2 separate regions of the Homo sapiens genome follow, and region 2 is linked to region 1. Evidence: read pairs that join two places in POLR2A ChIA-PET (ENCODE). Cell type or tissue: PC-3. All regions are shown on one strand. Links, peaks and the distances in the headings refer to the core of each region. The heading gives the core; the rest is flanking DNA.

The links. Peaks named below come from ENCODE experiments on the same cell type or tissue, not always from the same donor. Only the 100,000 strongest peaks of a DNase experiment are listed, where the experiment ranks them.
Region 2: POLR2A ChIA-PET joins it to region 1 with 5 read pairs; 1 of 35 experiments calls an interaction of 5 or more read pairs at or near these places.

The regions. Positions count from the first base shown.
Region 1 is chr18:62,628,048-62,643,355 of GRCh38, forward strand. No RefSeq gene overlaps it. Among named protein-coding and RNA genes, the nearest start is that of PHLPP1, 80 kb to the right of the region's middle. In PC-3, for the core only: no CTCF peak of the experiment used is centred there; DNase peaks (open chromatin) are centred at 7,084 and 7,374.
Region 2 is chr18:62,750,575-62,765,882 of GRCh38, forward strand. The region is part of intron 1 of PHLPP1 (PH domain and leucine rich repeat protein phosphatase 1); the gene reads left to right. It overlaps LOC105372160 (a long non-coding RNA gene), which reads right to left. Exons shown (of 3, transcript XR_007066397.1): 3 at 6,743-15,058. Among named protein-coding and RNA genes, the nearest start is that of PHLPP1, 43 kb to the left of the region's middle. RefSeq lists enhancers at 387-1,283, 1,284-2,179, 9,327-10,297, 10,298-11,267, 13,067-13,176. In PC-3, for the core only: no CTCF peak of the experiment used is centred there; DNase peaks (open chromatin) are centred at 7,207 and 9,297; H3K4me3 peaks cover 1,697 bases; H3K27ac peaks cover 3,579 bases.

The sequences.
Region 1 (15,308 bases), core at 4,953-8,952:
TCTCACTCTGTCGCCAGGCTAGAGTGCTGTGGCACGATCTCGGCTCACTGCAACCTCCAACTCCCTGGTTTAAGGGATTCTCCTGCCTCCACCTCCTGAGTAGCTGGCATTACAGGCATGCACCACCATGCCCGGCTAATTTTTGTATTTTTAGTAGAGATGGGGTTTCACTATGTTGGCCAGGATGGTCTCGATCTCCTGACCTCGTGATCCGCCAGCCTTGGCCTCCCAAAGTGCTGGGATTACAGGTGTGAGCCACCGCGCCCGGCCCATTCAACGTGTTTTTGAGATCTAGCCATGTTGATAGAAGTAAATCTTATTTACTGATCTGGCTGCCTTATGGTTTTCCCATCCTATGCATATACCACATTTTCCTTACACACCCTCCCACTAAGGGATGGCTTACACTGGCAGACGATGCTACTGCAAACTGACATAAATCTCTTTGTGCATCTGTCAGAAGGATTCTCTGGGATATCACCCAGGAACTGTACTGCTGGATCACATGAGAGTATACATATGTGCATGTTTTCACAAAATGCTTCCCAACTGACCTTCACAAATGACAACAGAAGGTGACTCCTGCCCATCTGTAGTGTAATGAGGAGTTTCATTTCCCCATGTCCTTGTCAGCACTTGATATCATACAACTTTTTATTTCTTGCCATTCTAATAGTTGTAGTATCTCATTTTTAACATACTCTATTTTTTTGATTACTAATGAGTTTGAGAGTCTCTTCACATATTTATTAACTACTCTGGTTTTACTTCTGGTGCACTTCTCATTCAGGTTTTGCCTACTTAAAACTTTTTTCTTGCAATTGCAAGTGTCCCTTAGATTTTTTACATTTTAATCTTCAGTCCTGGTTCTGCAAAATATTTTCTTCCAGCCCATCTCCTGTCTGTTACCTTTCATCTAGGGTGTTTACTTTTGATGTTGTTAAATCCATTAATTTTTCCTTTGAGATTTACACTTTTTGTGCCCTGCTTGAATCAGTTAGCTTTTGCTATGTAACAAACCACACCAAAGCATAGTGGCTTAAGCCAACAAGGATTCATTGCTGTGGGATTAATTGCTTCTGAACGGGGCCTGATGGGCGGGGGCTGGATGATCTGGGGGGCCTCACTCACATCATGGCCCCAGCTGGGATGGCTGGGCCTCTTACTCCACACGGCCTTTCACCCTCCAACAGGGCAGCCCAGGGTTCCGCACACGGCGGCTCCGGGATTCCAGCGCAGGAGAGGGCAAGCCTGGTGGACCTGAGCTTTCCAGGCCTCTCCTTCTTCACATTTGTTAATGCCCAGTGGACCAAAACAAGCCACATGGCCACACCCAAACTCAAGGAGTCAAATAAAAGCCCCCACCTCCTGCTGGGAGAAGCTGCCAGTGCAGTTGTTACTTTTCTCAATCTACTGTGCCACTCTAAGCTTATAAAGATGTTTCTTCTAGCCGGGTGCAGTGGCTCATGCCCGTAATCCCAACACTTTGGGAGGCTGAGGTGGGAGAATCGCTTGACATCAGGAGTTCAAGACCACTCTGGGCATCGTAATGAGGCCCTGTCTCTAAAAAAAGCAATTAACTGGGCATGATGGCTCATGCCTGTAGTCCCAGCTACTGGGGAGGCTGTGGCAGAAGGATTACTGGAGCCCAGGAGGTCAAGGCTGCAGTGAGCTATGATCACACCACTGCATTCCACCCTGGGCAACACAGCAAGACTCTGCCTTTAAAAAAAAAAAAAAAAAAAAAAGATAGTTCTAGATTTCTTATTAGTAGTTTTATAGTCTTAAAACTATTTGGCATTTCTTTTTTCTTTATATTGTGATTTTTAATTCATTGAAATCATTTAAATCTTTATAAACAGTAAATATTAATATATGTGTTATGTATCAATATAATTATACATTATCATATATTGTTAAAATAAATTTCAGCCAGGCACAGTGGGTCATGCCTGTAATCCCAGCACTTTGGGAGGCCAAGGCGGGTGGATCACCTGAGGTCAGGAGTTTGAGAGCAGCCTGGCCAACATGGTGAAACCTGGCTCAACTAAAAATATAAAAATTAGCCGGATGTGGTGGCAGGCACCTGTAATCTCAGCTACTTAGGAGGCTGAGGAAAGAGAATCGCTTAAACCTGGGAGATGGAGGTTGCAGTGAGCCGAGGTCATGCCACTGCACTCCAGCTTGGGTGACAGAGCAAGACTCTGTCTCTAAATAAATAAAATAAATTTAAATTTTGAATTTTATTTAAATCTATTTGTTTTTCTGCAGAGTGATTCTGTTTCTTCTTTTTGGTGATGGGGTGGTGGTTTTTTTTTTTTTTTTTTTTGAAACACAGTTTCACTCTGTCACCCAGGAGTGCAGTGGCACGATCTTGGCTCACTGCAACCTCCACCTCCCAGGTTCAAGCCATTCTCCTGCCTCAGCCTCCCGAGTAGCTGGGATTACAGGCACCCGCCACCATGCCCAGCTAATTTTTGTGTTTTTGGTAGACATGGGGTTTTGCCATGTTGACCAAGCTGGTCTCAAACTCCTGACCTCAAGTGATCTACCTGCCTCGGCCTCCCAAAGTGCTGGGATTACAGGCATGAGCCACCGCGTCTGGCCACATGATTCTGTTTCTAAACTTCCTGTTCTGCCCATCAGGGCATAACCTTGCCATATGTTTATGCTTTGTAATGCGGGTTACTGTCTAATAGAGCTAGTCCTTTGCTTTTGTTTCTCAGAATTCCCTTGACTATTTGTGGACTTTTCTTTATACATTTTAGAATTAATTTTTCCAATTTACGGATTATCATGAGATTTTGATTAAAATGGCATTGACTTAGACATTAATTTAGGGAGCATTAACATCTACTTGGTGCTAAGTTTGCCCATCCATTAGACATGATATGTATATATCTGTTTACTTAGTTGTTCTTTTATACCCTTTATTAGAATTTTTCTCCCGTAACTTTGTGTGGTTTTATTGTTGTCAGGTTAATTCATAGATACTTTCTAGTTCTGGGGATTTGACAGTATCAAGTAGTGTTGTTCCTCCACCCTTGCATCTCACCAGACTTCAAACGGTGTAGGTGTGGCCTAATGGAATTCTTACAATATCGTAATAAAACTCTGAATCTGAGTAAAAAGCATGTTATCCAGGGTTTATATTAATATTTGAGATGACATCATTTATCATGCCTTCTAAAATGCACCAAATGATTCACTTCAAAATGAAATCAGCCTGCTGAAGTATTCACCCAAGAGATTTTAATAGATTTTTCTTTCCCAGTAACGCAGGAGGTCAGTTCTCAGTAAAACACACAAAGGCATAAGGTCATGAGCTATTCTCTCTGAAATCTCCTTCATTTCAGCCGTTCCCAAGTGTTAGAATTAATTGCTCAACTGTAAGAACTGCGACCCAGAGAAGTTTCAAGAACCAGCCAGATGGGAGAGAGTTTTACAACACACATGGGCTTACACCCTAGCAACAAAAAGACCAAAGGAGGAAAAAACTCACATTTCCATTGTTAGCACTGTGCCTATAATTTTCCTTTGTTTTAGGGGACAAAAACTGAGACAGATGATGGGTTAAACTTAATATACCTGAATTTTCATAGTGTTGGGTGCTAGGGGTTGTCAATATTTGCTCAGAAAAAGATGGTAACTGCTTGTCATTTTTGCAGAGAAGAAAGAATATAATGAACCTTTTGAGAAACACGTTTCGACAGTTTGAGAAGGCTTTGTCTTTTGGACACAGCAGCATGTTTAGCAGAATGATTACCTGGTCTAGAGAGCAAATACTATATGCATTATTTTCTTGTTGTTGTTTAAGACTTTTTTTCACGCCTGGCGTGGTGGCTCACACCTGTAAGCCCAGCACTTTGGGAAGCCGAGGCAGACAGATTGCTTGAACTCAGGAGTTCAAGATCAGCTTGGGCAACATGGGGTCTTGCTATGTTGCCCAGGCTGGTCTTGAAAAAATAAAAAATTAGCTGGACATGTTGGTGTGAGCCTGTAGTCCCAGCTCCTCAGGAGGCTGAGGTGGCAGGATTGCTTGAGCCTAGGAGGTTGAGGCTACAGTGAGCTGTGATTGTGCCAGTCCACTTCAGCCTGGGTGACAGAGCAAGACCCTGTCTCAAAAAAGAAAAATAAAAAAAGGACTTTTCCTTATTTTTACATTTTTTTGTTTTCACTGCATTTTTACTGCATTTTTAATCCCCCTTTTTTGCATTCATTTTAAATATCTGGATCCACTGCAAGTACTTCCGTCGATGAGAAGGCATGACATAGTAGATTCTCAGTTGCTCAGTTCAAAGCACCAACATGCCACTTAGTCAAAGAACCTTAGGCAAGCCACACTCTGACACAGAAGGGGTTCAGATCAGCAGTCCCCAACCCTTTTGGCACCAGGGACTGGTTTTGTGGAAGATAATTTTTCCACGGACGTGTTGGTTGGGGTTGATGGATTCCAGATGAAACTGATCCACCTCAGATCATCAGGCATTAGGTCCTCATAAGGAGCATGCAATCTAGATCCTTCGTATGCACAGTTCACAATAGGGTTCACGCTCCTATGAGAATCTAATGCCACTGCTGATCTGACAGGAGGCGGAGCTCAGGTGGTCGTGCTCACTCACCTACCACTCACTCCTGTGTGGCCCCATTTCTTACAAGCCGCAGACCAGTACTGGACTATGGCCTGCGGGTTGGGGACCCCTGGTTTAGATGAACCCAAATGTCCTCTCAATCACTAAGATTCTCCATAGCTTCTTGAACTCTTGAGCTTTGGAGATCATTCTCGAAGTTTCTATAAATAAAAGTGGAAATCAGCCCCCTCCTTAAAACCAGTGAGAGGCTTAGAGAGCACAGTAATCATGATGTTTCTGTAATCCTCCCAGAACCGAATCAGAAATGGCCAGGACACTGAGGCATTCACATGATAGCGAGGAGCAAAGTGCAGGCTTAATGTGTCCTTCCAAAGTCCACATTTCTTCTGCTAGCAATTTCTTAAATTGCCACAGAAATTGAAATGGATAAGAATTTTGGTTTGTCAACAAGATAAAAAACTCACAGATAAAGTGAGTTATCTGCTTTTTGTTCAGACCAAAAGGTGACTTTACCAGAAATTATGCTGGACATCTAGGGAATTAATCTGGATGAGTGAGCTCAGCCTGACATAAAGATGCTTCAATGCCCTTCTTAGCAATGATGCTGAAATAGCAACAGCTTTAGCTTGCTGAGGCAATAACAGCTGCCAGGGCAAAAAAGAGAAATGAGAAAATCAAAGCCATTCTGAGGTATGAGGCAGCAATTAAGAGAATCTCCCCTTGAAGGGCTTACTTAAGTAAGCAATCATTCAACCAATATCCATTTATTACCTACTAATCAAGACATCAGATCTGTATTCTCTGCCTTCCAGGAGCTTATGATTTAGGTAACAGCTACCACCTCTTCTCCAGACTAAAGAACCCCAGTGCCTGCGCCTCTTTCTGACATTGCACCTCACCCCGTAAAGCCACGAATTGCCCCAAGCCCATGTGTCTTTGCATTATTTGATGTTTGGTTTTTCTGTTTTATTATTATTATTTTTGTGGCAAAGTCTCACTCTGTCACCCAGGCTCCAGTGCAGTAGCGTAATCATGGCTCACTGCAGCCTCAACCTCCCAGGCTCAAGTGATCCTCCCACCGTAGCCTCCCGAGTACCTGTGACTACAGGTATACATCACCACGCCTGGCTAATTGTTGTGTTTTGTAGAGATGTGGTCTTGCCATGCTGCCCAGGCTGGCCTCGAACTCCTGAGCACAAGTGATCTATTCTCCTTGGCCTCCCAAAGTGTGGGAATTATAGGCATGAGCCACCGTGCCTGGCTATGTTTGATTTTTCGATCCCTTTGGATTCTCAGGTCCCCATCTTGGGAATCCACCCCTTTGTTGGCTTTAGCTGCCTGTGTCCTGGCGTATTTCTGGCGAATCATTTTTTATTCTTGGAATCCACTTCAATTGCTGTTGTGTTCGCCTTTCCAACTTCATCACACATTTAGCCCCTAGTCCTGCTGAATTCTGCAGCCCGAGGCCTTCTACGCTGCTGTGGCGCTCCGAGGCTTCCCTGCTGACATCCTAGTGGCCCCAGCAGAGCCCCATCTATTGGTTGAAGCTCCTCTTCAGCCTGTCCTCTCCTGGACGTGACTCTTCCTTGTACTCACAAATGTACCTTGACACAATAAATGTACCTGTTTTGAGTCCCTGCATCTCTCTGTCAGGTGATGCACCACTGGACATGCCCACTGTAGTGTCCAGAAGGTAGCTTGCTATTGTTTGAGCAGAGAAGACCAGAGAAAGAGCAATCTCTCCTTTGTTCTTGGAACCTGCTTCCTCAGGGCTCCAACTGAAGACTCAAACCGAGACCTTTCTTGAGTTAAAACTATAGAGATAATGTTATTAGAGATAAAAGGTTCCAGATGAAAGAGAAATTGGCTTCCTCCAGAAGTGAAGAGTTTTCTCTGGAAGATGAGGCAATGGTGACAAAGGAAATACTCATTCTTTGATGCCTAGTCAGCAAGAGGACGCATTTCCCAAAAGTCCACATCTGTGTGGGGGTTGGGTGCACGAAGCATAGCACTGAGTGATTATCAGGGGAGACACAGTAGTTCAAATTGCAGTTCAACTTCTTTAGCCCATCATCCACTTCCTCCTTAGCCCTGTTAGTGACACCATTAAATGACCAGTCACCAGATTTGGAAAACCTCCCTTCAGCCTAATAAAAATCCACTGAGTGTATCTGTAAACTATGTCACCCCTTTGACCCCCTCATTATCACTCATGTAGACCAATGCAGTAGCTTCTTAACCCTGAAATTCTTATCCCACCCTTGCCTTCCCCGGCTCCACTCTAACACAATGGCTTCCCTTTACCTTAAGAAAGGAAGTTCACACTTCTTAGTACAAGAGTCCGAGTTCCCCACTAATTGGCCATCCCCCTCCTTCATCAGCGTGTGCCCTGTGAAATATAGTGAGGAATGGCCAGATGTTATCCTTGATCTGATCTGATGTTGTAACTCTCATGTTAATTTATGTGCCTGGCACAACGAATGACTCATTGCTTAAACATGCCCTATATTTCTACCTGGGTCCTGAGCTCATGTTATTCCTGTGCCTGAACGGCCCTCCTGTCACCTCCTATCTCCTCTCAAGCTGACCTCAAACATTCAGCAAGTCAGAACAATTCTTCTTCTTGTGTTATAACAATGGCATTTAACATCTTTTGTCTTGTGTTGCATAGGGTTGCTTATGTGTCTGTCTCTTCTACTTGCTTATAAGCCTTTTGCATCCAGAGAAACGTAATACTCCTCCTTATGGTTGCCACAGTCATTGGTCATCATAGATACTCAAGGAATGTTTCTTGGAATGAATCTGCCCAAATATGAAACCTGAAAGCCTGGTTCCAAAGCTTGATATTTACACACACACCTACTTATACTATAGGCACAGCTATGTACATGAACATTTAGGCACACATGAACACCCACACCCGCATGCCTACACCTGTGCCCTTGCACACACTCATGTACACTTACACACTCACAAGCTCATATGCAAACTCATAACGCACACCACACTTGCACCATAGGCAAACCTATACACACATTCACACACACATACACATGCAAACTCAGATATATATGTATACATATATGTAGATTTGTTCATCCTCACATACATGCACACATATATGCCTGCTCATGCACACACACTTTATCATCTCTATGAAAGGTTATCTCTGCCAAGATGCTTGGGTGTGCAATGGTGAGGGACTCAAGACCACAGTCCCTAAGGGAGGTAAGGCATCAGGGTAGGTAGGATTTGGAAGTAACTTATTTCCCACAATGAATAGTTGTTTCAGGAGGAAGTGGCTCTGTTTATGTGACATCTGGCTCTCTCTCTACCTCTGCTCAGAGAAGATGGAGTGATTTAGCTGATAGGAACTTTAGAGAGAATAAACTGGTGTGGTTGGCTCAGCCTCTCTCTGGTTTCCTCCTTGACAGCTACCCTGCCATCAGAGGGCAGGAGTCAGGGGTGGGCTGGAGCGGGGCAGGTCCAGGGTGGGAGGCTGCCATAGTCCAGGCTGCTGTGAGGGGGGTTCAGTATTGGGAGGTTTATTTGCTCACAGATATAAGCTATCTTTTCAATGTCAGCATAAGAAAGTGGTATTATAGCCTCCACTTGTCATCTCTCTCACTTTGTTTCTTTCTTTCTTTTCTTTTTTTTTTTTTTTTTTTTGAGACGGAGTATCGCTCTGTCCCCCAGGCTGGAGTGCAGTGACACGATCTCAGCTCACTGCAACCTCTGCCTCCCAGGTTCAAGCAATTCTCTGCCTCAGCCTCCCTAGTAGCTGGGATTACAGGTGCCCGCCACCACATCTGGCTAATTTTCGTATTTTTATTAGAGATGGCGTTTCACCATCTTGGCCAGGCTGGTCTTGAACTCTTAACCTCATGATCCACCCACCTCGGCCTCCCAAAGTGCTGGAATTACAGGCATGAGCCACCACCCCCAGCCTCTTTCTTTTCTTTTTTGAGACAGGGTCTCACTCTATCACCCAGCCTGAATGCAGTGGCACGATCACAGCTCACTGAGGCCTTAACCTCCCAAGCTCAAGCAATCCTCCTGCCTCAGCCTCTTGAGTAGCTGGGACTACAGGCATGCACCACCACGCTTGGCTAACTTTTTATTTTTTGTTGAGATGGGCGTCTCGCTATATTACCCAGGCTGGTCTCAAACTCCTGGCTTCAAGCAACCCTCCCACCTCAGCCTCCCAAAGTGCTGGGATTACAGGCATGAGCCATTGTGCCCACACTTGCTTTTTTTCTCTTTTTTTTGAGACAGAGTCTCACCCTGTCACCCAGGCTGGAGTGCAATGGCAGAATCTCAGCTCACTGCCACCTCTGCCTCCTGGGTTCAAGCGATTTTCCTGCCTCAGCCTCCCCAGTAGCTGGGATTACAGGTGCACACCACCACGCCAGGCTAATTTTTTGTATCTTTAGTAGAGACGGGGTTCACCATCTTGGCCAGGCTGGGTCTCGAACTCCTGACCTTGTGATCCACCTGCCTCAGCCTCCCAAAGTGCTGGGATTACAGGCATGAGCCACCGCACCTGGCCACTTTGTTTCTTAATTGGTTCATAAATCAGGCAGTGAAGGGAATGTTGTCTGTTGGAATCCCTCAAAGACCCTAACAGAAGTGGAAAACCAAGGGCAGAACTTGAGTAAATTGCCACATCTGTACTCTGATCAGGCAGCTTCAAATTCACATAAAGGAAAGAGGCTAAGGAAACTCCCTCTCCGTGTCTGTGGGTAAGTGTATTTACTGCTTGTGATGTATAAGACAACGCTGTAGGTATTTGGCGGCCCCAAAGACATATATGCTTCTTGGCATTCCCAGGACTTGGAATCCCATTGAAGCAAAGGCCATATCCATATTTACCTTCGTGTGTTTACCACTGGTTGTGCTGGCAAGGTTCTTGCTCTGCTGGCTTCATCTGCCTAGGGAGTTGGTTTCAAACCCTGGGATATTCATTTTCCTCCCCTGGACATGACATCATCATGTTTGCAACACCTCAACAGGCATCTCATCCAACAAGAACTGTGTTTTCTTCATTGTAATGAAATACTTAGGAAGACATGAAACCAGCCCTGTGTTTCAGCAGAACACACAAATCTAGGGTGAAATGGTTCCTTTCTTTGTCCCACTGTTAAACTCCATGCTGTATTCAGTTCCATCTTTTTTAGCTGTGATTAGGGATGAGACAAACTTAGGGCCCATGAGGAAAGGTTAAAGCAAAGGAGATTATTGTAGGGAGAAAGCTGAAGAGCAGGTTCACTGTCGTGGAATCCAGTAGCAAGGGGTAGATATTTGGCAGTTAGTGACCAGCTAGTGTTCATCTCCACTAAGGAAAGGAGAGGAAGTAGCCTTAGGCTGTGGCAGAGGGGTTGAGTCTTGGAAAGGGAGACACAGGGACTCAGTGGAACTGCCTTTTCTTGAGAACTTGACAATTAGGGTCACTTTTAGTCTGCCTGGGACAGTTGGCGTTACTCTTCAAATAAGTTTCAGAAAGAAATAACAAACCCATGGCACCAAAAACATTTGACCAAACCCATTCTCATCAAAAGAGGGCTTTTTGTTTCTGTTTTGCCCTGGGGAATCCGGTCATTACTGCCCTCTTTCCAGGAACCACTCAAATATGAGTAATACTGTGAATCCTGTTCATATGAACGTTACAGTTATTTCTATCTCCAGTCAAGAGCAGTGCCCATCTTAGAAGCTGGCTAAGGTTTCAGAGCAGCTTTGGAAGCAATATTTATTTGTAGCACATGTATGTATCTATAAAATCCTACCTAAGTAAAACAAGTGTTTCTAGAATCATGTGCCATTTGGGGAATGGAAAACTCAAAATGTAAATTGTTATGCAGGTCCTGTGATGGATTCCCCAACAGACATGTCAGTTCGTGGACAACATCCCCCATAAGTCACCGTGGGTCCTGGGGCATCCTCCTTTCCCCACCAGGGGGCAGAAGCCCTGCTTCTCACACCAGCTCAGAGTTTCTAAAACTGTGACTCGTGCCACTACTGGTGTTTGAGGCAATTTTAGTGACATACATTTCATCTTTTTTTCCCTTCTTTTCTTATACGTTAAACGAAAATAACCAAAGAGTAGATATTCCAAAGAGAAGTGAGAAGAGGCTGAGAATAACATGAGCAGAGAAATATGACATGCATTTGCTGTTTGTAAACAAGAGGGAGAAGACTATTGAAAAAGTATGGTGAGAGGACCAAGTTAAGACAGAAGGTAAATCAGTTTGTTTGTTTGTTTGTTTGTTTATTTAGAGACAGAGTCTCACTCTGTCACCCAGGCTGGAGTGCAGTGGCACGATCTCAGCTCACTTCAACCTCCGCCTCCTGGGTTCAAGCGATTCTCCTGCCTCAGCCTCCCAAGTAGTTGGGACTACAGGTGCACACCACCAAGCCTGACTAATTTTTGTATTTTTAGTAAAGACAGGGTTTCACCATGTTGGCCAGGCTGATCTCGGACTCCTGACTTTAGGTGATCCACCCACCTCAGACTCCCAAAGTGCTGAGATTACAGGCATGAGCTACCACACCCGGCCCTATAAATAAGTTTAGACAGAAAATGTGGAATCTGTCAGAGGGGACCTTGGAAGCAGTAATAAATGTAATAAACAGCATGTTAGTAATAGAACATGGGCTTTGGAGAAAATGAGATAGAATGCTGAGGTTGAGTTGCTTAACTCTCTGGCCATGGATGCAATGATGACTGGTTTTTTTTTGTTGTTTTTTGTTTGTTTGTTTGTTTGTTTGTTTTTTAACTAATGGAAAATGGGGTACTGGTGATCTACAGATTGTGATGGTGTCACAATTAATTAAATTATCACTGGTGGTAGTTATGTTTCTGGCAATAACTGATAGGTTACTCTGTATCAAACTTGTTTCTGAAAACAACTAGAAAGCTGAGATAAATATAAAAACATTTTTTAGGACATTGGAGAGCTACCAAGGTACTGAGAATTTGCAATACCAAGATTAGAGTATTTTCTCCAACTGCAGTTAAAACTAAAAATAGGTAACAAAAAGTTAAGGAGAAAAATCTCCATATGTTGGGAAATTAATCAATATGCTTATAATACCCATAAGTCAAAGGAGAAATTACAATGGAAATTAGAAAATATTTTGAATTAAGCCACAATTAAATTTCTGCATTTCACAATTTGTGGGATTTATTTAAAGCCAAGCTTAGAAGAAAACTTATAGCTTTAAAATGCACATATTCGAAAAGAAAAAAAGTGAAAACCAATGGTCTAAGAATCTATGTTTATAGCACATACATGTTTATAGCAACAGAGTTTGCAATTGCAAAAATATAGAACCAGCCCAAATGCCCATCAATCAACAAGTGGATAAAGAATATGTGGTATATATATATATATATATATATATATATATATATATATATATATATATATATACACACACACACACACACACACCATGGAATACTACTCAGCCATAAAAAGGAACAAAATAATGGCGTTTTCAGCAACCTGGTTGGAATTGGAGACTATTATTCTAAGTGAAATAACTCAGGAATGGAAAACCAAACATCATATGTTCTCACTCATATGTGGGAACTAAGCTGTGAGGACGCAAAGACATAAGAGTAATACATTGGATTTTGGGGCCTCAGGGGAAAGGGTGGGGGGTGGTGAGGGATGAAAGACTACACATGGGGCACAGCGTTCACTGCTTGAATGATGAGTGCACCAAAATCTCAGAAATCACCACTAAAGAACTTATTCATGTAACCAAAGACCACCTGTTCCCCAAAAACCTATTGAAATAAAAAATTAAAAATTTAAAAAAGAATCTATCGAAATAATTTAGAAAATAATAAAAAAATCCAATCTAATTCTAAAAAGAAAAAAAAAAGCAGAAATTAGTAAAAAAGAAAATAAATCTACAATCAACCAACAATACCAAAAGTTGGCACCTTGAAGATCAATAAAAGACAAGACCAATTAACATAGAGAAGACACAAACAATACACGAAATTCAAAAGAAGGACATCACAATCAAACCTACATTTAAAAAAAAAAAGATATCATGGGAAACTTTATGCCCATAATTTGAAAATTGTAATGAACAAATTAAAAACCAAGACATGCAAAAACTAACAAAAGAACTAAAAAATTATAATAAAGCAATTAAAGCAATGAATTTAAAATGGTATGACAAAAAAACACAAAACGAGATGGCTTCACTGGTAAATTCTACCAACTTTTTTTTTTTTTTTTTTGAGACAGAGTCTCACTCTGTTACTCAGGCTGGAGTGCAGTGGTGCGATCCTGGCTCACTGCAACCCCTGCCTCCCAGATTCAAGCGATTCTCCTACCTCAGCCTCTGGAGTATCTGGGATTACAGGTGCCTGCCACCACCCCTGGCTATTTAAATTCTACCAACATTTAAAGAAACTCTTTTAAAGAATAAATAAAGAGGGAATACTTCTCAACATGTTTTATGAAGCCAGGAAAATCTTGATATCAAGGTGTTCAGTTTTATTGATCTTTTCAAAGAACCAACTTTTGGTCTTATTGATTTTCTCAATTATATTCTGTTTCCAATTTCATTGATTTTTGTTCTTTATAATTGTTTTATCATTTTGCGTGCTTTAGGATTTATTTACTCTTCTTTTCTAGTTTCTAAGATGGAAGCCTACATTAGCAACTTGAGACCTTTCTTTTCTAATGTAAGTATTTCACGGCATAAATTTCCCTCCAAGCACTGCTTTGGCTTCACTCCATAAATTTCGATAAATTGTGTTTTCATTTTCATTCAGTTAAAAATATTTTAAAAATTTTTTCTTGAGATTTCCTTGTAGACACTGGACTGCATTAAAATTAGAAACATTTTTGCATCAAAGGATACCATTAAAGGAGTAAAATGACAGACCACAAAGTAGGAGAAGGTATTTATAGCACAAATACATGACAAAGGGCTTAGACCCAGAATACATAAAGAACTCCTACAAATCAATAAGGAAAAGACCACCCATTAGGAAAATAGGCAAAAGACAAAAAAAAAAAAAAAAAAAAAAAAAAACCAGATACTTCACAATAGAGGGCATCCAAATGGTCAATAAATATATGAAAAGCTATTCAACTTCAGTAGTCATCAAAGATGTGCAAGTTTAAACCACAATGAGACACTTCTATATAATCGCAGTGGTTAAGTGTTGGAGATGATGCAGATCAACTGGAACTCATATGCTGTTGGTAGGAATGTAACTTCGCACCACTTTGGAAAACTGTTTTTGCAAGGATCTACCAGCGGAACATATGCATACCCTAACTCAGCAGTTCCATTCTTAGGTGTACATCCAAAGGAAATGCAGAATGTGTACATCCTAGGACATATAGATGAATGTCAAGAGCAAGTTTATTCATAAGGCTCTGTAGCGGGCTGAAGAATGGCCTCCCAAAGATAACCACAGCCTAATCCTTGGAAATTGTAAACATGTTACCTTACATGGCAAAAGGGACTTCGCAGATGTGATAAAGTTAAGGTGGGAAGATTATTCTGGATAATTCAGGTGGGCCCAATGTAATCACAAGGATGCTGTTAAGAGGGACACAAGATGGTCAATGTTAGAAGAAATAAGGATGGAAGCAGAGTTGAGAGAGGAGAAAAAAATGTTGTTGTAGAAAAAGCCAAGTCCTGGTCACAGGACCAGGAGAGATTAGGCTCGCGGACATATAAAAGGGTAAGGAGTGGAATTTATTGGGTGAAAAGGAAAAAAACTCAGCAAAGTGAGAAGGGTTCCTGTTAACAGACCCCCATCTCACAGAATGAATCCCAGGTTACCACACAGGAACAGGAGAGGCTAGGCTCCTCCCCGCTGCAAATGGCACAAACTTCCCAAGGCTGCACCTCATCCTCCCAGTGCGCAGGCCAGTGGGAGGTTCTCTGGGTACCTTCCCCCTTATTTTCCTCCTGCATCTATCAATACTATGTTCTTGGCTTTGAAGATGGAAAAAGGGACCATGAACCAAGGAATATATGTGGCCTCTAGAAGCTTCAAAAGGCAAGGAATTGGATTCCCTTCTAAAGCCTCCAAAAGTAAAATAGTCCTGCAGACCCATTTTGGACTTCTGACCTCTAGAACTATAAGATAACAAATGTGTGTTATTTTAAGCCACTAAATGTATGCTCCTTTGTTACAACAACACTAGGAAACCAATAGATGCTCCAAACTGGAAATAGCCCAAATATCATGTGAGTAGAAGGAATAAATAAATAGTGGTCTATTTCTATAATGGAAAACCATACAGCAATTGAAATGAACAACTATAGCTTCATGCAACAATATGATGAATTCTCATAAAATGAGCTTGAGCAAAAAAGCCACATGCAAAAGAGTACACACCGTATGATCCCATTTATATGAAATGTAAAGCAAGTGACCTGCCCCCATGGCCTATTTGGGCATCTGGCAGGCAGGAGATTCAGTTGTGGAGGTGAATTCAGTCCTCTGGAGGCCCCAGTGGTGACGGCTCCTTGACCTTTAGGAACCTGGCAGTGCTAAGCCATCTGAATAAGATCATCTGAACAAGCACTGTTTGGAAATTCTTGTTTATATTAGGTTCTTGGCTTCTTTGAACACGTCTGTATTCAGAGGCAGTCCTCCATAAAACTCCGTAAAACTCAGCAATAGGATAATAGAAGGAAAGGTATTCCCTTTGATTACCTTTCAGAGCT
Region 2 (15,308 bases), core at 7,079-11,078, 120 kb after region 1:
TGGACTGTTGACTTTTTGTCTTTTGCATTTATTGCCCTTCTTTTCTTTTTCCTGATTTCCAGCTACTTGTGAGACTTGTTGCTGTTGTGGAAGGAAACACTGTATTCTATAGTTTAACATAGGGAGGGTGAATTTCCTAGTTGTTTTTTTTTTTTTACAAGCTACTGGGTTCTCCACTTTCTTCTGTGATTCATTAATGTATTTTTTCTTGCTGCATTTCAAAAAACTCCCTGCTTTATTAAGGTTTAGGTGACAGGTCACCCCATTTTGGGTGAAACGCCTGGATGGAACAATTAAAGAGAAAATGAAAGGATTCAAGTACAATAGAGAGTGGGAAAAGAGAGAGAAATTTGTGGAGTTCATTTGTCTACATGTCTGTTCACGTTAAATACTGTTTCTCAGGTGTCCCTGATTCCTCAGGTGCCCAAAGTCCCAAAGTGAGAGATGCATTTTAAAAAACCAACACCAACAAAAAAGCAGTGTTAGCCACGTTTGATTTTTTCGGTACTGCAGCTGAGATGTCCGTGATCCATAGTGAATCTTGAATTGATTCTTAGAACTGCACATCTGAGATGTGTAAGAGGTTTTCCCCACTACTTATTCATAAGCCTAGTTGGCAGAATTGATCTGGAAACATTTCCTAGTATAATTATTATTTTCAAAAATAAATGTGAAGCATATAGAATGTTTGTGGGAGGAAGGGGGTAGTCTTTCCCTGTCCGAACTGTCTCTAAAACAAGTGATGTATATGGAAGTGTCCAAAGGAGTAAAACTTGAAGGTGGCTCGGAATTTGACCTCTAGGTAGGAGAGAATTTGTACTTCAACTTCCTCCTGCAATGTTTTTCTAAGAGTAAGAACAACATCATCTCAAGGGGGAAAATGGCAAGCATGCAGAGGAGAGTCATTTGGCCTTGTTAGTCCAGTCCAGCTCCTTGGAAAAGGCTTTCATTTGTATGCTGCCTAATTATACTGTAAAAGAAAAGACTGAATCCATTAACTAGCCAGGCCCTTTGTGTCGCTCCTGAATCCCTTTAATTTCGTGGCTGCATAGAAGCTTTATTCAGGGCATTCCTAGTCCTGCACTATCTTTCCTGTCTGGATGCCAGGCCCTATTCATGGTGTTCTCACTGCAGGAAGTTCTCACAGTCATTTGGGGTGGATGGAGGGGGAGGGGAAAGATGAGGGAAGGCAAAGGACTATGTGGGTCTTTCCCCTCCTCCATTTCCTGCTCTGCCCCTTAAAAACAAAACACCAAACAAAAAGCACACTCAGGAACATAGCTATAAAGGAGGGTCTTAAGTGACTCAGTGGATTGATAACTCCTGTTAACAGAAAATATGTCTTCTTCTGACATCTATTTACAAGTAGTACTAAAATACTCAGAAAAAGCTTTTCAGGTCATATGAGGGTAGGGGGCATTGGAATGGTAATGTGCTCCAAAGGAATTTATTCCTTACAGTGAATGTATTTTAAAGGATTTAAAAAGATTTTTATTTTTAAATTTTGTGTTTTCTTTTTTAGAGACAAGGTCTTGCTCTGTTGCCCAGGCTGGAGTGCAGTGGCATGAACATGCCTCCCTGCAGCCTTAAACACTTGGGCTCAGGCAGTCTTCTCGCTTTAGCCTCCTGAGTAGCTGGGACCACAGGCATGAGCACTGTGCCTGTCCAGGCCCCCCGCGCCCCCACCCAGTAAAGAATAGCTCTTAAGGTTGTGTTAGTAGTAAGTTGGGAGTTGACACAGAGAAGCAGGGTGTTCAAGCAAACATCTAAACATTTTAAAATCTAAACAGGAAGATAAAGAGGCTAAGGAATGCTTTTCTCTTCTGCATGGTCTTTAAAAGTAAGTATTATTTAGGTTTGGTTTAGAGTATGCGACCTTTTACAACAGACGCTGAATTGTTGTTATATCTCCAGTCTTTTCAAATAGATATGCAGATAAAGAGGGGAACTAGAATGATTTTGTTTTGTTTCGAGAGGCCAGTGTGGTAGAAAATAGATAAAGATGAGTGTAGATGGATTCTTGAGAATAGCATGGCACCAATTTTGAATTGCCAGGATGTTCTCTTGGTTAATAGTAGTTCTGTAACCCAAGGGAAGCTTGATCTTGTTGCGTTTTGTTTGCTTTGAATGAATACATTATCAGGGGATGGTCAAGGTTAGATTCCACTCTTGTTACATGTTCAATATCTTTTTCAAAACTTTTGGGATCATTTCAAGTGTCTGCTCTCTTACTGTCTCAGTAGATCCTTATTGAAGCTGACCATGCAGTTAAAAACAACAACAAAAAATCAAACAGCTTGTCAAATCCCTGAAAAATCTTCAGTAGACAATAAGTGTGAATAACTGGATGAAAACTAAATAAAAGTGGAGAGTGTAGTTGTGTGTTGTGCCATATTACTACTGTGACATACATTTAAAAATTATAAACAAAGAAAAATAGCTGTTTAAGGGTTATGACAAGAAGAATTCTGACATGTGGAACCCTTGACTAGATGCATAGGAAACCAGGTAATAGAATAAGGATGAAGAACTGAATATCAGTAGTTTGCATTGAGAGAAATAGTGCAGAGCTTTTTCTGTTTTGTTTTTTAGTGAGGTGGGCATGAGGATATGCTGCACATTTTATTATGGTTAAGGATGTTTTCTTAGGTAAAGTTCTCTTTTTTAATATGGGAAGCTGATGACAAAAAATGTTTTTAGTTCACAGTATTCTATATGATTTATCATTTTAATGTGCTCTTTTCTGATTTAATCAACTGAGTTTATATAAGTCACTTAAGAAGACTTTTACAATATGGTTTATATATAGAGTTTGATTAGAGGAAAATAACTGAAGGCTTGTTTTTATAATAGTAATATAATAACTATCATTTGTTGCACCCAGCAATGTCCCATAAGTTGCACAGGCACTTTGCATGCATTGCTGGCATCTGGTCCTGTTCCCTAGCAGATGTTTCTGTTCACTGCCTTCCTAAAAATTTAATCAGGTCACTGTAGATGTGTGTAGCTGCATTCAGGTGCTCTACTAAATAGTGGGACTTTAGAAATTCATTAGTTACTAAACATTGAGACAGGAGCATGCCCTGTCCATGCTGCCCACTCTAGGATGGGCTTCACCCTTCCTTTTCAGGATATAACATGTTACTATTGTTGATGTACCTTCCAACAAATTAGGCTAATAAAAGTATAATTTCCCTAAGATTATGACTTTTTAAAGTTTGCAGTTTATTTCTCTGCAAGTTCAATTAATGAAATTGACTGTTTTGTAAGATTTCTTACTATGGGCCAAAGAAAGAGAAACCATAGTAATTTTTGATCCTGTGAGATTGAGGCTATTGCTTTTCCTTGAAGTCAGCCCTTTTGGAGTTGGGTTGGTTATTTTCTTGAGCTGTCACCTATTCCTGATTGTCAATAAAGGCTGTGTGGTGAAAGCATTTTGTTACACCCATGTAACTAGCCCTTCAGCTTGTAGTTCCCACCCTGCTTGTCTTAAACACTTCAGCTGTTCTTCTGAACTGCTTTACCATCTTACCTTCTCCAAGGAAGTTGCCATTGTACTTTGTCTTAGATTCTGGCCTCTCAGTTGTGCCTGAATTACTTGCTCAGCTGTTCTGTTCTGCTGTGGAATTCTTTTCATCTTTGTGCAACAGGCATTCCCCATCACCTGTCTTGTCAGTCTGGCACACTGTGCTTGGAGACAAGACTAGGCAGTTGTTGGGTATGAATGTTGGGGTAGCAGTAGGGCATGTCTGTGTGTGCACAGGAATCTGTGCAGGGCACCTGTCTGCAAGTTGGCCACTCTTCTAGAGGTGTAGAGGCTGCAGTCTTCATACTTTTTTTCCCCTCCCAAACTGTTTCTCTGCCAGTTTCAGTGTAATAAAATGTGTTTGGCTTTCAGAGGCTTTCCGTTAAGAGGAACAAGAAGATTGCATTTTGCAGTTAACGCTGAGAGAGCAAGGTGTTTTTGCTTTGGGGAGCATCATGGAAAGGACTAGAAGGTGTTTGAGAAAGCTTCGTGTACTTTGGATCCACAGTATCAAAAGTAGGCCTCTCCAGACCCCTGAGGGAAATATCAGAAGGGAGGGCTGCTTAGCTATTGTATCAAAACGTAATGGAAGTCATTCCCCCTGTAATTTGCTATAAGGGTAACAATGATATATACAACATACCAGATTCCACATATAAATTAAGAGAGAAGAAATAGGATTGAGGATGTAATGTTCACGGCGTTACATTTCTGTAATGTTTAATAGAAAGTAGGAATTGCCATAGTCAGCTACACCTGGTGGTACATACCTGTAGTCCCAGCTACTTGGAAGGGTGAGGTGGGAGGATTGCTTGAGCCCAGGAGATCAAGGCCTGGGCAGCATAGCAATACCCTGTCTCTGAAAAAAAAGTGACTGTAGTCTTTCTAGGATTTCTAATATGTGTCTCCAGGACCACAGTAGGCTTCTTGACATTGACAGATTTTTGTCTTTGAGTTAGCCAGCTAGACAACAGCATTTTGAAGTAACTGACATAGTGAAATTAGCTGATGTTTTTTGTAGGAAGTAGAGGTTTAGACATTTTATGTTTCTTTCTTTGTTGTCCCCTGGATAGATAGATGATCATTATAATCCTTTCATTCTGTGCAGATACGTGAAAGTTGAAAAGCACTTCTGTAACTAGCCCGGACGTCCAAAACCTGATCCTGTCATGCTCTGTCAACCCATTGGCTCATTCTTTTCCTTTCTTTAGGTTCTTACCAATACCAGTTTTCTCAATAAGTAACTCCTTCCCCTCTAATGATTCCTATGGAGAAAGAGGGCAAAGTTTAGATAGTGCCGTGGTGTGAGTGTATGTGTGTCCCTGTGCAATTCATATGTTGAAATCCTAAACTCCAAGGTGATAGTTTTAGGAGGTGGGGACCTTTTTGGGGGTGATTAGGTCATGAGAGCAAAGCCTTCATGAATAGGATTAGTGCCCTTATAAAAGACGCCTGAGAGAGACTATTCTTCTTCCACCCTGTGAGGATGCAGTGAGAAGGTGCCAGCTATGAGCTAGGAATCTGACCCTCACCAGACATCAAATCTACTGGTGCCTTGATCTTGGACTTCCCAGCCTCCAGAACTGTGAGAAATACATTTCTGTTGTTTATAAACTGCTCAGTTTATGGTACTTTGTTATAGCAGCCCAAACAGACTAAGACAGATAGAAAATTGCTTTATTTTGTGCTGGTAAGATAGTTTGTATCTATTTTTTGTTTGCTTGAACTGGGCAGTTTCTATTGGGGGTTTCTTAGAAGGTATTATTCATTCTTCTGGGGGCAGTTCTCTTTTCTTACTTTCCCTTAGCAAATTATTCTTTTTGCCATTTCTTTATGTCTTGTTAAGGCAAAAAGAAACATGATTTGTGAGAATATTTTTGTTCCCCCCCCCCTTCAATTTGTGCCAAGTGAGAACACAGATTAATGATTTTTTTCTTTCTTTGACTCATTCATTTTTTTTTTTAATAAAATGTGTTAGAACATGCTACACTAGCTCATGATTCCCAAGTAACTTTAGTGGCTTGAAATAATAAAGGTTTATTTTCTGCTCATGTTGTGTTAATCATCATGGAGGGAGAGGGAAGCTTCGTGTATACATCATTATCCACTCAGGGAGCCAGGCTGATGGAGTAAACACTATCCGGAATGCTGCTGGCTACCAAAGGGAAAAGAAAGTTCTAGAGGGCTTCAGCTCACTTGGCAGAAGTGGCATGGCCTACCCAGCCACCAGGGAGCTAGGAAGGATAGTCCTGCCATGTGCCCAGAAGGAGAGGAGGCCCACACATTTAGCATGCCATCGTCTGCAAGTAATGGACAGCCTGAATCAAAGAAGCTTAAATAATCAGGGGATTATTATTTCACAACATTGAGAATCCAGAAGTGGTTGGGATCTAGACAATATGTGGTATGATGAGGAACTCATTGATGTCCTTAAGGACTTTAGTTTTTTCTCTCTGAGCTCTGCTATCCTTGACTTGGCGGTTTGCTCTCAGGCAGGCTTCGCTCTTGGCCATATGCTGCTGCGGCGGTTCTACATAACACTTTTGGAAACGACAGTCTAGAGAAGAGGGGGATAGGAAGAAACGGATACTTTTTCTTAAGAAAAATTCCCCAAAGCCCCCAGTTAGGTTTCCCACGTATCAGTGGGAGGAATTGTAATATACCCATTCTGAACCAGTTACCATGATTGGTTTAGAAATGAGAATCTCTTTGTTGGAGTTAGGGGCAGGGTTGACTTTCTCCTGAAGCACATGGCTATTTGCAGGACAGGTAGATACTTCAACAAAAGTGGGGTTTGATCAAGAAGAGAAGTGTAGAATGAGCCTCCAGCAATGTCTGCCATACTCACTGCGGTGCATGTACATACGATTGAGACTTTTGTCTCTAGAGGTGATGGGAGATGCTAATTTTTGATGAGTGTAATATGATACATAAAAGAGAGACTTGAGTGGACAAGGGGTATCCTTAACGTTAAAACTTGGTTTTCAAGCAAAATGTCATTATTTGTACAGACGTCAACATTGTATGCAAAATACTGCAGTAGGTAGGTGCCAGTTTATACTTTACAGGAAGACAAGGCCTCAATACATAATCTCTTATTAGTTTATAGAACGACTACTGAAACAAACAGAAACCTACATGAAGCAAACCAGTAATGGGCCGATGTATTTAGTGCCTCTGAAACAGTTCTTGTTTGAGTGAGATAAAACTCAAGTGTGAATTTAATTAGTTTTTATTTCATTTCTTGCTGACTGTTAGAGATTTGTTAGTAATGTTGTACTGATGTCCTTCTGTGTTTCAAATAAGGCTTGGAGTTTTCTTTGAGGTTTTGAAAAAGGTGTGTTTTAATTTTTCTCTTTGTAGTGCAGGCCATACTGGGATACTTCTACCCATTTGTATGGGGTGTCCCCATTTTAACTTCTGAAAAGTTTGCTGCTTTTCTGTTCTTTCAGGGCTAACCTTCACTCCTTTTCTGACGTCGCTGACTTCTGAAACTGGCAGTGTGCTGGTAGAGGTAGACTCTGTCTATTATAGCTTAAATATAAAGCTATAAACACATGTAGTTTTTCTTCTCTAAATTCTTTAGCAAGACACCTGTGGTCCTCAGCTGGCACAGAATACCTGGTTGCCTTGGTGCTTGCTTACCTTGGGCCACCCTTGTGCTGTTTTCCAGTTTTGCAGCTCTTTTTGCGGCTTGCTCTTTCACCTGCTTGCAGACCTGTGTGAACAACTCAACCTGTGAATATTTCCTGCAAAAACGTTTTCATCTTGCCCATTTGGCTCTGGGCCCTTAAGGTGTTTGTTTTCGTGAGCAAGGCCTTTTTCACTGGTGTGTTCGGATTTGAAAGAAATATGTTCAATTAGTTTTCAGCTGTGGAAAGTTCTAGTTTAGGGACACTTTTAAATAAAAGCTCGTCGGTTATAGTGTGGTAGAGGCAGCATGCATTTCGACCCCATGAGCGGAGCTTCTGCAAATGTAAAATGCCTTTTTCTCCAAGTGCTCTAAAAAATATACATTTAAAGTTTATTATTAGCAGAGAGTAGAAATCTTTTTCCCTATTCTAAGAAAAGTTGTTGCACTTTGGATGGTAAAATTGTAATTGTAACTTTTTTTTCTTACCCCTATAGGGTACCTTTACCAAAGTAAATCATTTTGGCTTCCAGTGATTAATAACATAGCTTTTAAAAAGACAAAATGAAACACCTAATTCAGGCCAGTAAACTGACATTTCCAAGATAAGGGAAAAGCACTAAGTAACTTGGAAGCTAAGTAACTTGGTGAAGATTTTTGTCATCTAGTAAATGGGTATCCTTTCGTGCTCAACCCATGCTGTTATGATAGTATTCTCTCCTTACTCCGTTTCTTTAGATAAAAGCAAAACCTTTATTTCTTTGTGCATCTTTGGGTAGTCACAGAAACCCCTAATTAGCAAGCAAATAAAAAAAATTTAGCTTCTTTTTGCTAAAGTAAAGAGCCTCTGACACCTTAACTAGGTACTGTTGAGTGGATTGGTCTGAGGCAGAGATGTGACATCTTGTTAAGTTTGTAACTTTCCCTAGTAAATCCATTTCAGAAAAAATTTCAGTTTATGACTGCACTTGCATTTTGCATGTGGAAAACCCGTGCCACCAGAGTGAAGGATTTCCTTAGGAGTTGAAACAAAACAAAACAAAACAAAACAAAAAAACGATCTTTCCACCTCTTTGAAAATTGCTTCCTTTTAAGGATAATGAACCAAATGCAAATTACCTTCTTTTCACATGGTGATTGCAATAAGGGGAGAATGGAGGCTCTTGTTGAATCCAAGTCTTTCTAAACTAAGGAAAAAGGAAAATTTTGTGTTTAATTCCTGTGTAATGTTTACAGAGCCGACTGTGATGTTCTGGAGTCAAAAACAAGATTTATATGGAAATGTTGATTTGTTGAATTTGTGAGTCTGCTTTGTGGGAAGTACATAGGATAGAGAGAACAGTCCTTAAGACAACTTGTAGCTACTTTAAAAAATTACATAAATATGACAGAGGGTGATTTAGTACTATGTGGTGGGATCCGTATCAAGGGTTTGCATGCCTATAATGGTATGGAGTGTATCAGATGGCCCTGTCATTCAGTGAGAAGACTGCTGCAGAAAAAACACAGGTAAAAATAATTGTCTTGCAACCTCAAAAAGTTTGGGAAAATGTTTAAAAAATGTAATCATTTCCATAGCTTAAAAAAATCTCCACTCACCTGTTAAATGAAAACTCTTTTCAGCCTTAGGTCAGTGTGTACTTTTGGAGATTCTGTTGTGTTTGCAGCTAAAATGTTTCTGAATTTATTCACAAAGATATTTCTTTGGAAATGCAACAGACAGAGGATGCATAGAGAGATGGGAAGAGTTAGCTATATTGAGTATGTTCTCATTTGTGTCTTTGGCTTAAGTAATATTTGTCAAAATCTCTTGAACATACTAAATATTTGTCTTAATTTCAAGATCTTGCTTGAAATGTAACCACACTGATATGCTTACTTTCCCTTGGCTATGCTTTGATGGCTAAAATTAAGGACTAATAACGAAATGACTAATTCTACCCACCCAAATTAATCTTGTTCAGAATTAGTGATATCTTCAAGTTTCTGTAACTGGTGGTTGACTGACTCAGTTAAGAGCGGGTTTTGCCTGAGCATTAAAATCATCTTACCATTTATGTATCATTTCATCATTAGCTATATTGTTCCTCCCCTCCCCCAACCCAATCTTCTCTTTTGCAGCCTTGCTCTTTCTTTGGGAAATAGAAAACTAAAACCCTGGGAATGAAATATATAGTTAGTGACTAATTTCATCTTGGCTTAAATGGATATGATTCATCTAGTTTTTATAATCTTCCGGCTGTTCTCAGACCTGTGTCTCTTTGCCCCTTGGGTTCCATACTTGTCTTTGTATTTCTGTTTCTATTAGAAATGATAGTAGTGCCCCCAGAATACTGGAGGTTGAAAACTGGCAGTTCTAAGGGATGGATACTAGTGGTCTACAGATTTATATTGTTTGATCAGTGGTGTGTTTAATTTTTAAAAATTAATTGTCAGTATGAAATAATAAGATTATTTCCAGTGTCTCTTGAAAAGAAGCACAAAATCTGGCAACACCAGGCCCACATTCCTGCATGAAGTGAAGCAGCAGCTGCCTCCGTAGATGATACATACACATGGTCTCCTGTTCCCAGTCCCGTTGAATTCCCTTCATTTTATATTACTTGCCTTGGCCCTGTAGGCATTTTCAGTTTGCAGTCCGAGATCTGTAAGTTTTCTCATCACAGATGGGTTCCTATTTTTGTGATATTCGATTAGGTTTTCTACCTTGATTGCTGCTGATGCTGTGATAGCCTGTGAACTGGGGAAAGCAATGTGTGGTTTTGGCAGCCAGGTAGAATTGGGTTTGAATCCTGGTTTCACCGTTTACCAGTTTTACGTCAGCTCTCAAAGCTTCCGATTCCTCCTGTGTGGAATGGATATAATCCCACCCCCTGGAGTGGTTGTGGTCTTGGTGCAAGGCTCTCTCTGTTGCCCTTCTTTAGTTTTCTTCCTCCACGTCCACATTGTAAACTAGAGGACATAATTTAATTTTGTAGGAATTCAGAGTTTGAGGAGAGGAAGGGTGAATATAAAATGGGATTTAAACAAGGTGGGTTTTTTGTTTGTTATTAGTGGCCTGCTTAGCAAAACTTGATGAAATTTACAGTGATACCTCTTGGAATGAGTGTCTCCCTGGCATTATTTTGTTTTGTTTTGTTTTATTTTATTTTGTTTTAGACAGGGCTGCCTAGGCGGGAGTGCAGTGGCACAGTCATGGCTCACTGCCATCTCGACTCTCTGAGCTCAGGTGATCCTCCTGCCTCAGCCTCCCAAGTAGCTGGGACTACAGGCACCTGCCACCACACTGTCCAGCTAGTTTTTTTGTATTTTTTGTAGCGATGGGATTTTGCCATGTTGCCCAGACTGGTCTTGAACTCCTGAGCTCAAGCAATCTGCCCGCCCTGGCCTCCCAAAGTGCTGGGATTACAGACATGAGCCACTGTGCCTGGACTTCCCTGGCATTTTTAATAACAATGCTGCATATGTGCAGACTCTCTGGAGATCGACAAATCTTGTTAAAACTTAAAAGCATTGCAGCATCTCTTTCAAATATTCTGGAAGGAATGGTGATAATTAAATGGTACTGTTCTCTAAGCAAGGTGTTAAAAGAATATGGTTTATTAAGAAATGATGGTAGGGCCGGGCGCAGTGGCTCACGCCTGTAATCCCAGCACTTTGGGAGGCCGAGGCGGGCAGATCACGAGGTCATGAGATCGAGACCATCCTGGCTAACACGGTGAAACCCCGTCTCTACTAAAAATACAAAAAAATTAGCCGGATGTGGTGGCGGGCGCTTGTAGTCCCAGCTACTTGGGAGGCTGAGGCATGAGAATGGCGTGAACCCAGGAGGCGGAGCTTGCAGTGAGCCGAGATCGCGCCACTGCGCTCCAGCCTGGGTGACAGAGCGAGACTCCGTCTCAAAAAAAAATAAATAAAAATAAAAAAATAAAAAATAAAAAAAAAAAGAAATGATGGTATTAGTAATGTAAAGAAAAAATAACAGGCCTTCTACAAATTTGAAGTAGAGGTACTGAATTTGATACATTTCTGTAAGCATTTTTCTTTTTTTAAAAAAATAATGACAGAGTCTCACTATGTTGGCCAGGTTGGTCTTGAACTCTTGGCCCTGAAGCAGTCCTCCTGCCTCAGCCTCTCAAAGTGTTGGGATTATAGGCATGAGCTGCCGCACTGGTCCTCTGTAAGCATTTTTTAAACAGATTTAGAAAATACTGGGAAAAATGTCCTACACTCTATCCTCATTATAATTAGATGATCTTAAACCTAATGAAGATCTAAAGCTTTTACTTAGTATGTGAAACCTAAGTAATATTTTTTATTCTTAATAACAATTAATATGGATTTTTAAATTAATAAATTATAAGTGCTATGAGTATTCCTCACCACCCAGCTAAATAGAATCCTGTTTTTGTTCTAGAAAATTGACTGTCTGCATTTGTAAAGCTATGGTTTTGATGTACTTTGTATCTAGTTCAGGTCGTCACTCATCTGTATTGAACAGATTGAGTCCTAAAGAGGGAATTGATTGTTTAGGATCCTGTAAATAATTATCGGCTGACACTGAACCCAAGTCTTTTCCATTCAGTTTATAATCTTTCTGTAATTATTAAAAAAAAAAAACCTTAAAAGAAACTAGTGTTTTTCTAGAAATTACTTCTGTTTTCTTGATTTTTATTTTTTTATCTTTTTTTTTTTTTTTTTTGAGAAGGTCTCACAGTTTCACCCAGGCTGGAGTGCAGTGGCGCAATCTCGGCTTGCTGCAGCCTCCACCTCCTGGGTTCAAGCGATTCTCCTGTCTCAGCCTCCTAAGTAGCTGGGACTACAGATGTGTGCCACCATGCCCAGCTAATTTTTGCATTTTTAGTAGAGACGAGGTTTCACCATGTTGGCCAGGCTGGTCTCGAACTCCTGACCTCAAATGATCCACCTGCCTTGGCCTCCCAAAGTACTGGGATTACAAGTGTGAGCCACCATGCCCTACCTGTTCTCTTGATTTTACGTGATTTTCATGTAGATTTATGCTTTGAATTTAAATTTTAAAAATTAGAACAATTCTTTAATTTTGCGACCTTGGTTTTTATGATTAATCTAAGTAGGATATAAATTGCTCAAAGGAAATACCTCTATTGCATGTATATAATTCATTTTAAAATATTGATTATTTTTTAATTTTACCATAATGGTTGCAATAGAGGTGTTTATGGAAAAGAGTTCTTAGTGTTTTTATCCTAGAAATATAAATTGTAAAATATCTAAAACAACAGTTGTTACTTTTTAACACTCCTTTAAATACACTTTGCAGCTAAATCCACAAAGTCTACCAGTCTAAGGATCCACCTAGCCAATTAAAATTTTTATCCAGAAATTTTCCCCGTATGACTCAGTTACTAATTTTTTTGTTCTCTAGCAATCACTTCTCCCTCCGGGCTATGCATGAGCTCCCAAGCTGTGTAGAGAAGTAGCCAACCTGTGCAGCTAAAGTGGTTGCAGTAACTTGTCTGTTCTACTGCTCTTTGAGTGTCCTTTTTTCTGCATAACTCTGCATGCTTCTGAAATAAGTATATAGTGTGAAACCTGAAACTGTGTTCTCTGACCTCCGGTGGAACTCGGGAGGAAGCAGGGCGCTACCAAAAAGCAGGGGAAGATCACCCAGTGCTTTTCCTATAGGTTGAGTAGGCCCTGGACATCTGCTGTCTTCAGCCCTGGACTCTACCTTTTGCCAGGTTTTCTAGTCTCCCGTGCAGCAAGTCATGCGAACACCTCATTCAGCCTTTTGCAGCCTGTACTGAACTGCTGTCGCTCATCGCACCCTTGTTTTGGGATGGAAGGAACTCCGAGACTGCTACACAGCTACTATTTCTGTCTGATTCCTCTCAGATCTTACTCTTTCTCAGTCCCTCTTTTTTAGTTTTCTCACTGTCAGAGTCAGTCAGTCCATGGTGCTGTGACACTATTGTTTGGTGACACTATGCTATTCTCTACTGTATTTCTTTCTCTGTCTACTTTCTGGACTCTTTGACATCATACCTCTGTCTTCGTGACTTTTCCCAGTAGCACCAGAGATTTTTTTTTCTATGGGGCAGACCTAGATTCTGTCTCTTCAGTTGGTAAACGCTTAAATGCTCAAATAGTTTCTGTCTTAAAAATCAAGCTGGGTGCGGTGGCTCACACCTGTAATCCCAGCACTTTGGGAGGCTGAGGCGGGTGTATCACCTGAGGTCAGCAGTTCAAGACTAGCCTGACCAACATGGAGAAACTCCATCTCTACTGAAAATACAAAAATTAGCCGGGCGTGGTGGTGCATGCCTATAATCCCAGCTACTTGGGAGGCTAAGGGAGAAGAATCGCTTGAACCCGGCAGGCGGAGGTTGCAGTGAGCCAAGATCAAGCCATTGCTCTCTAGCCTGAGCAACAAGAGTGAAACTCCATCTCAAAAAAAAAAAAAAAAAAAACAACAACAACCAAAAAAACACAAAACAAACAAACAAACAAAACCATTTTTACCTGCAGCTGCTGTTCTGTTTTCTTATACCTCTGTTCATTTATAGGCAGATTATTCTTTCTCACCTTTCATTTGTCCTCAGCCCCATCCACTTTGGGTTCTGCCTCTTCCTTATTATGGATTTAATTTTCTTGTTGGTTACCAAAATGGGGATGCTAGTCACACTTATGTCCTATGGTTCTTGGGGATGAAATGAAATTGGGGATGAACCAAAATGGGGATGCTAGTCACACTTAACGTTCATCTTGGGGATGAAGTGGGTTCTTACTTGTACAAGGGAGGCCAAGGCAGGTGGATCACCTGAGGTCAGGAGTTCGAGATCAGCCTGGCCAACATGGTGAAACCCCGTCTCTACTAAAAATACAAAAATTAGCTGGGCCTGGTGGCGCATGCCTGTAAGCCCAGCTACTCGAGAGGCTGAGCACCAAAATGGGGATGCTAGTCACACTTACGTCCTAGGGTTCTTGGGGATGAAATGGGTTCTTACTTGTACAACTCTTGAAGTGGTGTGCCTGGCATGTGACAAGCATGCAGCAGATGTGATGCTAGCTTTCATTATTATTGGCTATTTGCCATATCCACGGATGTCATCTTGTCCCTTGTCTCCTTTAATTATTGACAGAAGTTGACACAAGTGATCATCTCATCCTTTAAAAAGTGCTTTCTCTCTTCCCTTGGCTACTAGGACACTTTACTGTCGTCGTTCTTTTCCAGTGTCATTGGCCATTTTCAGCTCCTTCATTAGTTTCTCTCCCACTTGTCTTTTAAATGCATGTATTTCTCAAGGATCTCTTCATCTAAATGTCCTTCCCTCAAATTGCTGTCTTGTGCATTTTCCTTTTTAGTTAATACTATTATATCCTCCAAGTCACTCAGGATTGTTACCGTGAAATCATCCAGAATTCTGTCTCCTCCTTTGTCTCCCTTTTCAGACCACTCCAAAGCTGACCTTTTTTCAAATTTTGTTGATTGGACCTACCCCATCTTATGCATGGCCTTCTCATGTTCGATGCTACGATCCCATTTTGGATATCTGGTCATTCTCTTTTTCTGTCTTCTCATTACTGTCAGAGTTCTCTTTCTTAAAGTTCAGCCCTAATGTCACTCCCCATTGCATGAAGTGGTGGTCTCCAAAGAGGGGCGCTGGCATAATAGGAGGTATGCAAATAAGTACATTTGGATATGAAAAGAAAATATTCAAGCTGTATTTATGCTTAAGTTAAGCTTTACTAATATTTGGTGCATGCATTGGTACCTTTATTGGCTCTATAAGCCATTTGCTCATATATCTTGAAGTACCCAAGGGAAGACTGCAAGATGAATTAATGGTCTTCCACTGTTTGTTGCTTCTCAGCATATTGCAGTCTATTAAAGCTTCCATGTATCTGCTTAAGTAGATCTACAGGGTAAAGCATGTAGTTTTTAAGATGCATGTGTTCTCAAAAAGGGTAAGTGACATAAAATATTTGTACAGAAAAGGGGCCGGGCGCAGTGGCTCACGCCTGTAATCCCAGCACTATGGGAAGCCAAGGCGGGTGGATCACGAGGTCAGGAGATTGAGACCATCCTGGCTAACATGGTGAAACCCCGTCTGTACTAAAATTACAAAAAAAAATTAGCTGGGTGTGGTGGCAGGTGCCTGTAGTCCC